Regions from separate parts of the Homo sapiens genome. Here all the other regions are linked to region 1. A link is a contact called in ENCODE Hi-C or POLR2A ChIA-PET data. All regions are on one chromosome and are shown on one strand. Each heading gives the region's core, a stretch centred on a gene start or an enhancer-like site at or near the end of the contact. The rest is flanking DNA. Distances are from core to core; before and after follow the strand shown.

What was found. A loop is a pair of places that touch in the nucleus more often than their neighbours do. ChIA-PET counts read pairs that join two places held with the same protein, here RNA polymerase II (POLR2A). Pooled maps may share reads with other maps.
Region 2: a loop to region 1 is called in a map of naive thymus-derived CD4-positive, alpha-beta T cell, with 9 times the contacts of the local background. The contact joins the promoter of DACT1 here to the promoter of NAA30 in region 1. A Hi-C loop is called at or near these places in 1 of 168 maps with a recorded cell type or tissue (naive thymus-derived CD4-positive, alpha-beta T cell), 2 of 37 single-sample maps with no recorded cell type and 7 of 50 pooled maps.
Region 3: a map of CD8-positive, alpha-beta T cell shows a loop between it and region 1 (28-fold over the local background). The contact joins the promoter of DAAM1 here to the promoter of NAA30 in region 1. A Hi-C loop is called at or near these places in 6 of 168 maps with a recorded cell type or tissue (B cell, CD4-positive, alpha-beta memory T cell, CD8-positive, alpha-beta T cell and 2 more) and 11 of 50 pooled maps. POLR2A ChIA-PET finds 5 or more read pairs at or near these places in 1 of 52 experiments (CD4-positive, alpha-beta T cell).

Annotation. Positions count from the first base shown.
Region 1 is chr14:57,388,380-57,392,366 of GRCh38, reverse strand. NAA30 (N-alpha-acetyltransferase 30, NatC catalytic subunit) reads right to left here and starts at 1,781. Exons shown (of 5, transcript NM_001011713.3): 1 at 1,662-1,781; 2 at 639-1,410. The coding sequence starts at 1,409. RefSeq lists silencers at 1,254-1,403, 1,534-1,673 and an enhancer at 802-1,797.
Region 2 is chr14:58,636,661-58,640,865 of GRCh38, reverse strand. DACT1 (dishevelled binding antagonist of beta catenin 1) reads right to left here and starts at 2,904. Exons shown (of 4, transcript NM_001079520.2): 1 at 2,319-2,904; 2 at 1-130. The coding sequence starts at 2,663. RefSeq lists a silencer at 2,404-3,113.
Region 3 is chr14:59,186,387-59,190,262 of GRCh38, reverse strand. It overlaps DAAM1 (dishevelled associated activator of morphogenesis 1), which reads right to left and starts at 1,596. Exons shown (of 25, transcript NM_001270520.2): 1 at 1,495-1,596. RefSeq lists enhancers at 1-13, 444-603, 314-1,073, 1,854-2,093 and silencers at 964-1,183, 1,244-1,383.

The sequences.
Region 1 (3,987 bases), core at 532-3,031:
AAGGGTATTTTGTTCAAGTTTCAGGAGTCTTTCAGCCACCAGAAGTGTTAGTAGCGCTTTCTGGAATGGAGTACCAGAAAGCAGGCTGGCTACAACTGTTAATTGTCCAGTTGAAGTAAAGAGAAACATCTCCATAATTACCGAAAATGCTTGTAAGATTTAATTCTCCAATATGACCACACCAAGTTTGCTGACATCCATGTTCACCACAACATGTTTATGCATACACTCTTCCCTGATTATGGTTGTAATCGAGAGACTAATAAGGCCTGTATCTGAACAGAACCATGTTCAAATTAAATGACTGTAAAGTGTTTGAGGATGCGGGCGGGTAATTAAAGACGGTTAAACACGATTATAATCTAATGTAAACAAGACACAAGACCCCCACCCCAGTGAAACACGCCACCATACAGGCTTGCTGCAGTTACACTAGTATCACGTTAACCCGAATCATGAAGTCTTACCTTCAAAACAATTTCATTAAATAACTAGGAATGTGTACAGCACTTGACATCATATAACGTACTATGATACGCAGCAGGAGATATCCACTGCCACATTCTGGGCCCTCACTCCCTGCCCCGCACAGTCTCGATCACTGCTGGGTTCACCCTCTTTTTATTCTATCCACTTACCAAGAAGCACAGCTGTGGCCAGTTGTGGATAAAATATCTATAGGTATAAATGGAGTAGGGTTCGGACAGATCTTTGGTGATCAGTCTCATGATATCGGGCATTTGTAGCTCGGATTCATATCGGACATATCGTATCGTCCGATCCTCCCCAGGCTCAACCTCCCTGCCCGAAGGGCTTCTTAAGCTGCAGTCGGCGGTCAGGGACGAAGACAGCAGCCGCACCTGCTCGTCTTCCTCCTCCTCCTCCTGCTCGGTGCCCTCGGCCAGTCCATTGCGGGCCGCCGCGGGATCGCTCGCCGCCGCTGCCTCCACCGGGCTGGGGACCGCAGTTCTTGCATTACTAGAGAGGGAGTGAGGGGGCCTCTCGCCCGAGTGTACCCCGGCTCCTTTTGTTGCAGTCGCTCTGGGGCCTCCGTCAGGGGTGGCTGTGGTCGCGGCCACCTCTGCTACGCTCAGGACCTTGCTCTTGAGGGAGGCGGCCGCCCGGAGGTGCCGCAGTTCGGGGCTAATCAATCCGTTGAGCTGCTGCTGCTCCTGCGGCGGCTGAGGGCAGCGGAGGCACGGATGCCCCTTGGCCGCCACCGTCGCCGACTCTCCGCCCGCCGGGCTCCTGCTGCCGCCGCCTTCGTGCTCTTCGTCGTCCTCCTCGTCCTCGCTGCAGCAGGCGAGGGCGGCCCCCGCCGGGAAGGGACAGCGGGGCTCGACCGCCGCCGGGGCCGGAGGTGCTGGTGGTGGGAGGAGGCTGCTAGGCCCAGGCGGTACCTCCGCCATCCTAGAAGCGACACAGACCGAGAGGGGAGGCCATGAAACCCGGCCGAGGAGCGCGGAGAACAGGGGGCGACGGATGGGGGGCGGCCGAGGTGGGGGGAACAAAGGCAGAAACCGTCCCTCACGGAGCTGCCCCCCAATTCCCCGCCACCCCCCCGCTCTTCAGCGCCGCCCAGCTGCTCAGCCGGCCACCGTCCCCGTCCGCCCGGGCCCACCCGCCAGCCCTGTCACTCGCGGCCCCTCCTCACGGCTCACCCCGCACGGGTCCCCGCCGCCGCTGCCGCCACTCCTCTTCCTCCGCCACCGCCGCCGCCTCCTTCGCAGCCGCGGCAGCCTCCACAGCCGCCAAGGTTCTCACTCAGCCGCCGTCGCCGTAAAGCGCCTCAGCTGTTAGGCCGGGTAAAGTTTCCTGGGCCTGGCTTTACGACACTTCCCTGCCTGCCGGCTGCCCGGGCCAAGAGAGAGGGGCGTGGAGGGAGGTGACCTGTGGAGGGGCGGGGACAAAGGTGTCTCCTGCGGGCTGCGGGGAAGGCCGCGTGCTAGTGGGTGGGGCTGTGGGGCCGGGAAGTTGCAGAGGGCTTTGGAGTCACAGGCTCCCAAACCCTCTTCCTCGGTTTGGGGGCGCCTCAACCTGCGGTGCTTGCCACGCGGGGCCGGGGAGGGATGGACCGGGCAGGCGCTCCCTGCTTAAAGTCTACCGCGCACTCCGAGCTGTAGCGAATCTCGCCAATTCGGGGCCTGTGGAACAAGCCGTTTACAAGTCACCTAAAAATGCCCTTTTAAAGCTGCACAGCGTTTAATGTTTGCCCTGACCAGGGGCAAGGAGGATGGGGGAGGAGCGATTAAAAATGGAGCAAATCAGAGAAGCCGACCGAAAAAGAAAGGAAGATTTGAGCTGTGAAAATATGGGGATGGCTGTCGAAACGTGGTGGTTTGCAGTGTGAATTAAGTTCAGCTGGCCCTTGCCACTTTGAGGCAAGGGAGTCAGCCCTCTTCCTCTCCCTCCTTACTCTGCTCCTCGCACCCAGTAAAATTGGAGGCAAAAGTGACTGACAGGTGTTGGGCAATTGCTAGCACACCTGGGGAAGGGTTAGAGAGAGGTGGTGAAAGAGAGTGACCAGGGCTAAGAAGCACACTCCTAAACTTGTGACACAAATAGGTTAGGAAGCACTGGTAAACAGGTGGCCTGATCCTCCCAGGGGATCTGCCTATCGAGTGCAAAGGGGATAGAACTTGAGCTTGTGGCTGGGCGCCTTCTGCTCTAGTCCACAATTGACTCCCGGCAGGTCTGAGCTGAGACAGGTAGTGTAACTCACCCGCTCACTGAACAAATTCGGTTTTGTTAAAAACCTGATTTATAGAGCTGGTCTGGTGTGCCGCAGATGGACGTTTTCAATATATAATTCTATGACGGAACACGTTTGCAACTTTTTGCCGTAATCTAAACTCTATGTATAAAGTATTTATTATGCTCGCAGATTCTGTGCCTCTGAAATCCAGACAGAGCACAACTGGGATGGCTTTTCTCTACTCCATTATGCGTAGAGCTTCAGTTGGAAGACTCTAAGGCTGAGGAGTAGAATTATTTGAAAACTTCACTTTCACCGCTGATGGTTGATGCAGGATAAAGGCTGGAGGCCTCAGTTCTAGTCCATGTAGACCTCTCCCGGTGGTCTTTTAGCATTGATTGGTTTGGGCTTTGTCACAGCCTGGTGGCTGGGTTCCACGGCAAGTATCGTGCGAGAAAGTCAATCAGAAGCATATTACCCATTATAACCTAGCCTTAGAAGTCATGTAGTCTCTAGCCAGGTGCGGTGCCTCACGCCTGTAATCCTGGCATTTTGGGAGGCCCAGGCGGGAGGATCTCTTGAGGCCAGGAGTTCGAGACCAGCCTGGCCAACACAGTGAAACCTCATCTCTGCCGAAAAATACAAAAATTAGCCGGGCGTGGTAGCTCATGCCTGTAGTCCCAGCTACTCAGGAGGCTGAGGAGAATCACTTGAACCCGGGAGGCGGAGGTTGCAGTAAGCCGAGATTGCGCCACTGCACTCCAGCCTGGGCAACACAGGGAGACTCCCTCTCATCAAAAAGAAACAAAAAACAAGTTATGTAGTGTCAGTTCTGCTGCATTGTATCTAGGCAGACACAAAATTATATCCAGTTTTGACAGGAGGGGAAATAGACTCTACTCTTGGTGGAGAGAGGCAAGGTTCTCAAAGAGCATATGGGACCAGAAATATTGCTGTGGCCATTTTCAGAATGTATAACTTGCTACAGATACATTGAAAACCTCCTAAACACCTTGATGTGTGGGGGATATAAATGAGATGTATAAGTACAGCGTGATCCCTTTTCTGTCTTTTAAAAAGCACAAAACAAAACCATGTTTCCAAATGTGCATACATTGTTTAAAGATACATGTTTTTCAAAGTTTCTAAGTGTAACCTGGGTAGTCAGCCAATGAAACAATGATCTGTTCAAATCATGGTGGAAAAACTGGCCCAAGAGGCACCAGATAATTCCATAAGAGATGTTTAAGGGTGAATTTTACTTAGAAAAATACCTCTCAGTAATTTACTTT
Region 2 (4,205 bases), core at 1,655-4,154, 1.2 Mb before region 1:
AGCTAGGCCGACTGTCTGTCTCCAGGTGCTCTTCAGATGTCTTTTCTACATCCAGTCTCAGGTCACTTATCTGCTTGTCAAGCTCTTGCAACTGATTCAACAAACCAGCATCTCTTCGCCTCAAACAGTTCTGATTAGGAAGAAACAAAGGAAACATGAACATACAGGGGTGACAAAAGAACCAGAAAGTCTACTCTAAGGATTCAAATTACCCATCTGAAGAGTTCACTAAACTTAGAAAACCAAAATTTTACTGGATGACCTGAAGTAACGAAAAACTTCGAGAATTCAAGAATATGTCCTATGTTTAATTCCACTTTCTCACATTTTGTGGTGATATAAAGTTTCTTCATAAAAACAAGACTTGTTTTTAGTTTCAACTAATATATACAAACTGACTTTTCATAGATAGGGACAAGAAAAATGGACTGAGACTTTAAATCATCTGGTGTATAACCAGTCTTTTAAAAAACAATACTTCACAGTAGACTCTTTAATTTGAAATGAGAGTAAGAGATTTCCTATAATACACTATAATCTTAGGTGAGATTTTCTGGCCAAATGTCTTGGCCTGCAGAGTTTTGTTTTCTATTAGTTGCTTTGTGGGGTTTAATCAGTCTTAGAGCCTTTGAAAGTGAGAAACTAATACTAATAGCCAGTGCCAAGTATAATGTGAGCTGGCAGAATCCAAAACCCTCATGGGAAGGCCCATCGAGATTTGAACGCCTCTGGGTTTCCAAAGGTGACAGATGGATTGTGCTAACTCACACTGCCACCTAGTGCTTCCTATTGCTGGAAAAACGGGAGAACTCAAAAAGCATCTGGTTCAAATCATGAATGCCAAGTCTACAAATGAAAATAGTACCATAAATACTGACTGGACTGGAATTCTCTTGACATACTGCTTTGCTCCCCTCAAGCGGACAATAGGAATGCGCCACTTACAATCTTGAGATTCATGCAGACAAAAAGGTGCAATTGCACAAAACAATAAAATGTAAAAGTCACCAGCCATAACCAGTGAGAACTGGCTCAAATGAATGTTACATAGGAATCTGGTCTGTGACCGAAGCAGCACAGTAAAATGCCAAAACAGAGATATTACACAAACCACAGTGTACATCCTTACAAAACACATGCATATGAATATCTACGCCTCTTGTCTTTTGACTTAAAAAGCTTGGAGACATAAATTGTATGTTTGTTTGCTACAATTAATTTCTTCAGGAAAAATGAACCTATCAAGTAAAAGCACTTTGGTGCTTAAAAACACACACACACACACAGAGAAAAGAAATGATCTGAAAAGAGATAATAGAAGAAAACACATGACAACTGCACAGCATCACCACTTTATTGTGGGAGGGCCACTACCTGGCATGTGTCTAGTTTAGATAGTATCACTTGGTCAGGTGAGGACGTTTGCTGTTTCCAAAACTACATTTTAAGGTCACTGAAAACAAAGCTGTCGCCATTATTCTGAGGCGGGGTCAAAAGCTGTTCATCAATACATTAAGCTACAAAGTTCTTTTTCTTCCCCATTAATGAAGACTGCATAGAAAGACTGAGACACTGACAGAAACCCAGTAAGATAAATGCTTACCGAGAGCAGGTTCTCTTTTCTCCCACCTCCACCACCAATCACAGCTGGCAGAACGTATAAAATATGAGAGGAGGGGACACAGTCTCCAGCCAAATTTCCATCATTTCCATCTAGTTTGAGCTGCCTTATACAAAGGGCTTCTATTTGAAATTAAGCACCAGCCTGGGTGAAAGCTGGCATGCTGGGGAGAGCTCTCGGAGAGGCACGGCTCCCTACAGGCGCTCCAGTGTAATCGTAAAACTCGGCCCTGGACAGTTAAGCACGCCACAAACCCCCTCCTTGGCTTTTGGCCCCTCTCGGCGGGAGGAGATAAAGTCAAGAAAACCTCCAAATAAAATGGTATTTTAAGTGGGAGTTTGCAAACCGCTGGGGAGAGGGCATATACTCATCTAACTAAGGAGACCGAACGTTAGAACTAGGCGACTCCAAGAATCCCGAAGGCAGAGGAGGAGGGAAGAGCGGCCACCCCCTTCCCGCAATCCGCGCGAGGTCGCCAGACACAAAGCGGGCACACGCCAGAAACGCGTGGGCGTCGGCAGCCCACACGCCGCGGGCACTCAGGAAGGGGATCAGGGAGGTATGGGGCGGTCGGGGGCGTCCCATAACAGCGAGCATCTCCCCAGCCAGAGTCAACCTCGCGCCCGCCCCAGGCCACCTGCCCGACCTCCAGCCCCTGGGCAGGAACAGCCGTGCTCCACCTTCGGGCACGACCTACCAATTGCTTTCTTAGCAGCAAGATGTTCTCCTCCAAGAACTTCTCCTCCAGGCGACTGCGCTGCGCCGCCTCCCCCAGTAGCTCCCCAGCGCGGGGCGCAGCGGCTCCCGCACCCCCGGCGCCGCGCAGGGCGCCCCTGACCAGCAGCTCTTGGCGCTGGCGCAGGTACTCCAGCTCCGCCAGCCCGGCCAGCGTGGCCTCCTGCCGCTCCCGGGTGCGCTGCCGCTCGGTGTCTGCCTCGCCCTTCTCCCGCCAGCGCCCCTCGGGCTCCGCCGTGCGCTGCTCGCCTCGGGCCGGCGCCGGAGGCTCCAGCTCCTTCGCCGTCCCGGCCGGACTCGGCTTCATGGCCCCCAGTCGGGCAGCGAGAGCCGTCACCGCAGCCGGGCCGCCCAGGCGGAGGAGCAGGGCGCTAGGGCTGCGGCCGCGGGTGGGCTCATGCCGCCCTGTGGCGGGGCGCGGCGCTGGCGGGGACGGTGGCTAGAAGCCCTCGAGTCCTGCGCGCGACCGCCGGCTGCTGCTGTCCCGGCCCGGGCAGCGCCGTCCGCTGTCGCCGCGCGTCCCTCGCCGCGGCCCGGCAGCTGATAACGCCCTGCCCGGCGCTACGTCACGCGCGGCGGCCCTGCAAACCCCCGCCTGGCGCCCGCCTCCCCGCGCCGGCCCCTCGGCTGCGACGCTTGCGCCCCCAGGCTTCCCCTCCTCTGTCAGGCGCGCCGCCCGGCCCCCAGAGCCGCCTCCTCCTCGCTCGGCCCTCCCCGCCCCTCCTCGCCCCTCCCCGCCTCCTCCCCCGCTCTCTTCGCGGGCCTCCTCGCCCCCTTTTCGGGTTTACTGCACCCGATTTTGCCCTCGCTCCTCATTGGCTCTTTCTCGTCGCCCAAAGCTCGGGGCGAGCGCCTGGAGCCCCAGCATCCTGTTACAGTCGGCCGCGCAGGCAGGGGCCGCGACGGGACGCGGCAGTTGGGCTCTCCGGAGAACTTTCTGAAACTCGACCAAGTTGCAGCACAGTCTTAACCCTTTCCCCACACGGCCACTCCTCATTTCCACTCACACCGAGTTAGGTTTCTTTCACTTCCCAAGCAAGGTATTGCAAGTGTATTCACAGACACTGTGGGGTTGGTTCCTTAACTCCACTTTGTAAAGGCAAGCAATACAGAGCACAATGCAGTGTTCTAAAACTTAAGTTTTGTTGTCGTTTTAATTTTTTAACGTCGGTCTTACGATGGACGGCATTTAAAATTAGGCAGGAGGATGTCGTTGTATAGCGAGAGGTTGCATCAATTCTTTTACAAGCCTACGATTTGAGTGCGCGCGCGTGCGCGCTTTGGTTTTTGTTTGAGCTTTTATTATTACTTAGTCTGCGTTTACAATAAGAGCTCTGACTCAGAAATCAGACTGTCTGGATTTGTATCCCAGTTTCACCCCTAAATAGCTGTGCGGGCAACTTACTCCCTTCTCTGTGTACGTTCCCCCCACTGTAAAAGGGAGCAGCTGCTATGGGAACCTGCTGTTGAAGAATTATAATAGTATGCAGCATATGCTATATATTGTGGGGGCTGTGCACTTACAACGTGGCTAGCACATAGATAGTAAAGGTGATATGAGTTGTAGCTTTTCTCCAGAGGGATTTATAAGTCTTCCCTCTTGAAGTATCATGTATTGGTCATCTCTGCTTGGAACACACTACTCCAGACCCCTATCCCACTGAAATTTCCGGTGGGATAGGGGTCTGAAAATTCCACTAGCTGGCTTATCTGTGGAAAAGTACCACATATATCTTTAAAAGCAGTACATCCAAGAACCTCGGAAATTCAATCCAGCAAGTCACAATTGCTGAAGTTCAGGCAAAGTGTTGTGTGAAAGAGTGCATCCTATATCATTATTTCAGACACT
Region 3 (3,876 bases), core at 347-2,846, 1.8 Mb before region 1:
ATGAGGTGTGGCACGGGGAAGGGAAAGGGGTTTAGAACTGTGTCCAAGCTATTTAGGAGAGAAAGGGGAGAGTCCCGGGGCTGTGAAAGGGGCGAGGAGGAGAGAGCAGCTGGGCCAGGGCGAGCGTTTGACCACACCCACTAGCCACTCCCTCCCAGCTGCCCGCAGAGCCACATCGAATCGAAACAGCAGTGGCAGCGGCTAAGATTCCGAAGGCAGGAGTCGCCATGGCAACGGGATTCATCTTGCAGGCAACTCCGCTTCGATTCACTGGGTCCTGCTCGAATCTCAAGAAACTACCAGCAAAACGGTCACGGTGGCATTTGCTCTTGATGCTCTCCAGAAAGTGGAGATGAAGGAGAGGGGAATGGAGTTCAGGCATCACTAAATATGTTATGGGGCGAGAGGTAGCTCCGCAAAGCCAGGCCGTGAACAACTTGAGACCTTAGCAGGGTTTGATGAATGAGTAAACGAACAAATGAAGGTACTAGGAAAGGCAAAGAACATCCAGAGGACTGAGAGCTCTGGGCCTCCTGCACGTCTCCACTCAGAGGGCAAGCCGATCACAAGCAGTTGGCTTTCAGAACCAGCTGGGTAAACCCGATTATCCAGCCCTCCTGCCCCACAGCGAGCCTAATCATTAGATTATCCGACACCTCCACCCCCGCGCTACCACCTCCTGGCCCAGGGCTTCAGGGCAGGCGCTTCGCCCCAGCCCAGGTGCTCTACACCAAGGGACCGTGGAGACTGAGATGCGCCCTCCCGAGAGGGACGGGCGGCAAAAGCCCTCTGCGGTGCCTCACAACCGGGTCCGCAGGCGGCGCAGCCTCCCCGGCCGCCAACACCCTGCTCTCCCTCCGCAACGCCCGATTTCCCTTCTCTCTGTTTTGAAACATTTAGGTCCAACTTAGTCTGAATTACAGGCGCTCCGTCCCTTTCGAATGGGGCTGGAAGTGAGGGTGCCAGGGGCACTGGGGGCTCTGCTCGGACGCGAACGGGTACACGAGTCCCTCCTTCCCTGTCGCCACCGCCGTGTCCACCAAGCCTGCCTCGGGGTTCTCCCTCTCGGAGCCGCCGGGCCGGGAGCTCGCGGACGCCGCTGCAGTACCCGCGGCCCCAGCCCCGGGGAGCCTTCAGCAAGGCGGCGAGTGTTACCCCGCCAGCTCCTCGGCCAGCCGGGCGCCTTAGAAAGAAAGGGAGGGACCCCAGTCCTTGGGGGCGTCTTCCTCCCTGCTGCCTCGGTTTGCGTTGCGCTGCAGCCATTTTCCCACCCCCAGCTAGGCAGCCGAGAGCTGTCTCGGTCCCGTTCCCACCCAGACCCAACCTGAAGGACGGGTTTAATATTTACCTACTGGCCCGGGAGCTCCGGGGAGGCAGCAGGAGGGCGCGCCGCGAACCCAGCGCCCAGCCCACGGAAGCACGCCCACCCCCGCACCACTGAGCAGTGCCACTTAATGAATGAGTGCGGCGGGCAAGGAGGAGCGTCCCCCTTACCTGAGCAGCCCCTGCATGCTGGAAAGGCGGCTCTGCACTCTGGGTACAATGGGATCCGGTTAAACAGTTTCCTTCACAGCCGCTCGTAGGTTACTAACTCGCAGGTGACATCACCCTCTCCTCGCCTGATAGGATACAAAGTGGCTCCCACTGCGCATGGACGCTCCGGTCGGGCGCGCAGACTCCTGGGAGTAGTGGTCCCAATCTATTAGCGGAGCCGGGACAGCTTTGCTGTCGGGACTCGCGGAACTACATCTCCCGACACACTCCTCCGCCCTTCTGCCCCGCCTCTTATTCCCGCCCCCTTCAGGACCCGCCCCCTCCCAGCCTTACAGCCTTGCAGTGTTAGCGGTGGTCGTTCCGAAGCCGAGCTGCGGACCGCACGGGAGAGTGGGAGGGCTGCCCTGCGGTCGTGTGTGTTGACTTGACCTCTACTTTGCCCGGCGCGGGCTCTGAAGGATCGGAGAGGTCCGGGGCTCGCGTGGTCCGGCCAGGCTCGCTCTAACTGGTCTTTCTTGGTCCCTGCTGGGAAGGGACGATTAAGACTTTTCTGCCTTCCCCAGGCGTAGCAGCTAATTCAGAGGGCTTACTGTTTTCTGGGTTAAATACGGTCCTCGAATTCTCCCCGCTCAACACTTCCAGAGGATGGGGCGACGCCGGTCCCAAGGCGGAGGAATCTCCTTGTACCCCCTCAATTCACCTTTCTCTTTTCTGCTTCCCGTTTAACGGAGACAAGGTGACCAGGCAGAACGCGGGGAACCACTTAGTCGGCTGAGCTGACAGAATAACGGAGGTTGTCACTACCAGAAGTGCGGTGTGATAGACTAGACAGTCGCCGCAACCCTCCGTCAGGGCGCCTGCTGCTGCTGCAAAGATAATACTATCGTGCAGCCATGCTTTTGTTCATCCCTGCAGCAGACTTCCCGCGCTGGTGGCTCTCCACTCCCAGGAAGAAAACGTCCTTGTCTAAAGTTTTAATAATTGTGTATCTATGTATACACATGTTTTTAAATCCACAACACTCTCACCTCATTTTCCATACCTTTTCAAATATTTTTATAAAGACATTAAACCAAACAACATCGTGCCGTTCAAGAATTGCCCTGCTCTTAACACACCTAAATATTTATTTAAAGGTAAGCAAAAGGTGTGTAGCAGAATTCTGACCCTTTAGGCAGGTTGTATTGTTAATACATAATTTTTTCCGTGGCATTTTTCATTATTCAGTGAATACCAAGTGTCTTTTAATATGAAAAGAATCAATGCATTTAGTTACTCGAGTTGTAAATGTAAATTTTAATGGCATTTGATGTGTCTCAATTCCATATAATGATCAGCTCACACACCCGTTCCACTAGCAAAATCTCTAGAAGACTGTGCATCTTGTGAAAAAAAGGTTCACAATTAAGATTTCAGACAACTCCCTACTGAAGTGTTGGTGGAACTCTTATCATTTATTTTCTCCTTTCATTCTGCAACACTAAGTTGGGTTCAAGTGAAAAAATATTTATGAAATTAGTTGAGGATCTCAGGGGAGAGGAAATGCTTTGTTTTGCTCAGAGAGATGTTTAGCGATGAATTCTGATGTTCTTTTAACAAGCCTGTTCTTTATAGACAAGACCCACTTTTCTCCCCCGAAAGAAGATAGCTTTGAATGTTGCTCTTCTGTCCTCAGCTACTTCTTCCATTTCAAATATTATCTAAAATGAACTCTGACAATATAAATTTTCCCCTGGCCATCAGATCAAGGATATAATCACTGATATTCTAACTAATGGGTAGACTTAATGTAACGCAGTTCATGGTGGAAAAATATTCAGAGAGAAACTTGACCTGGGATGATTCTAAAGGCTCTTCTAATTTTATAACTGTGTAAAGCTTTTAGACTGAAACATAATCAGTGAGCCTGAAATTTATTGAGTCAATAAATTGAATGTGGAGCCTTTCTGTTAAGACAGGGCTTATCCTTGTAGATAAAAGTATGTTACTGAGGCACACTCTGAGGAGTAATTTTAATGGAGAAATCACCTTACAACAAGTTCTCTTGGCTCTTCAGTAATGAAGGAGAAGATGCAGTCTGTCTGAAAACAAAAATTCCATTCTCTTTAACAATATTATAGGGATGTGCCATGTGACATAGTCATCTCCATATAAAGGACAGCATACACAATAGACTGTAAGCACATAAATGTGGAGAAATGCACATGTGAACTGCTCTTCCTATCTAATAGCTATAAATATAGATAATAGATGTAGAAAGAGGGCATTGTGTTTGGAAAAATTATCTGCAAGTGGTGATGGATTTGAACTGATCCCTGCACAGTTTCATTGGTAACCAAGGGAAACAAAGATGGCTCTTTAACATGAGAAATACAGTCTGTA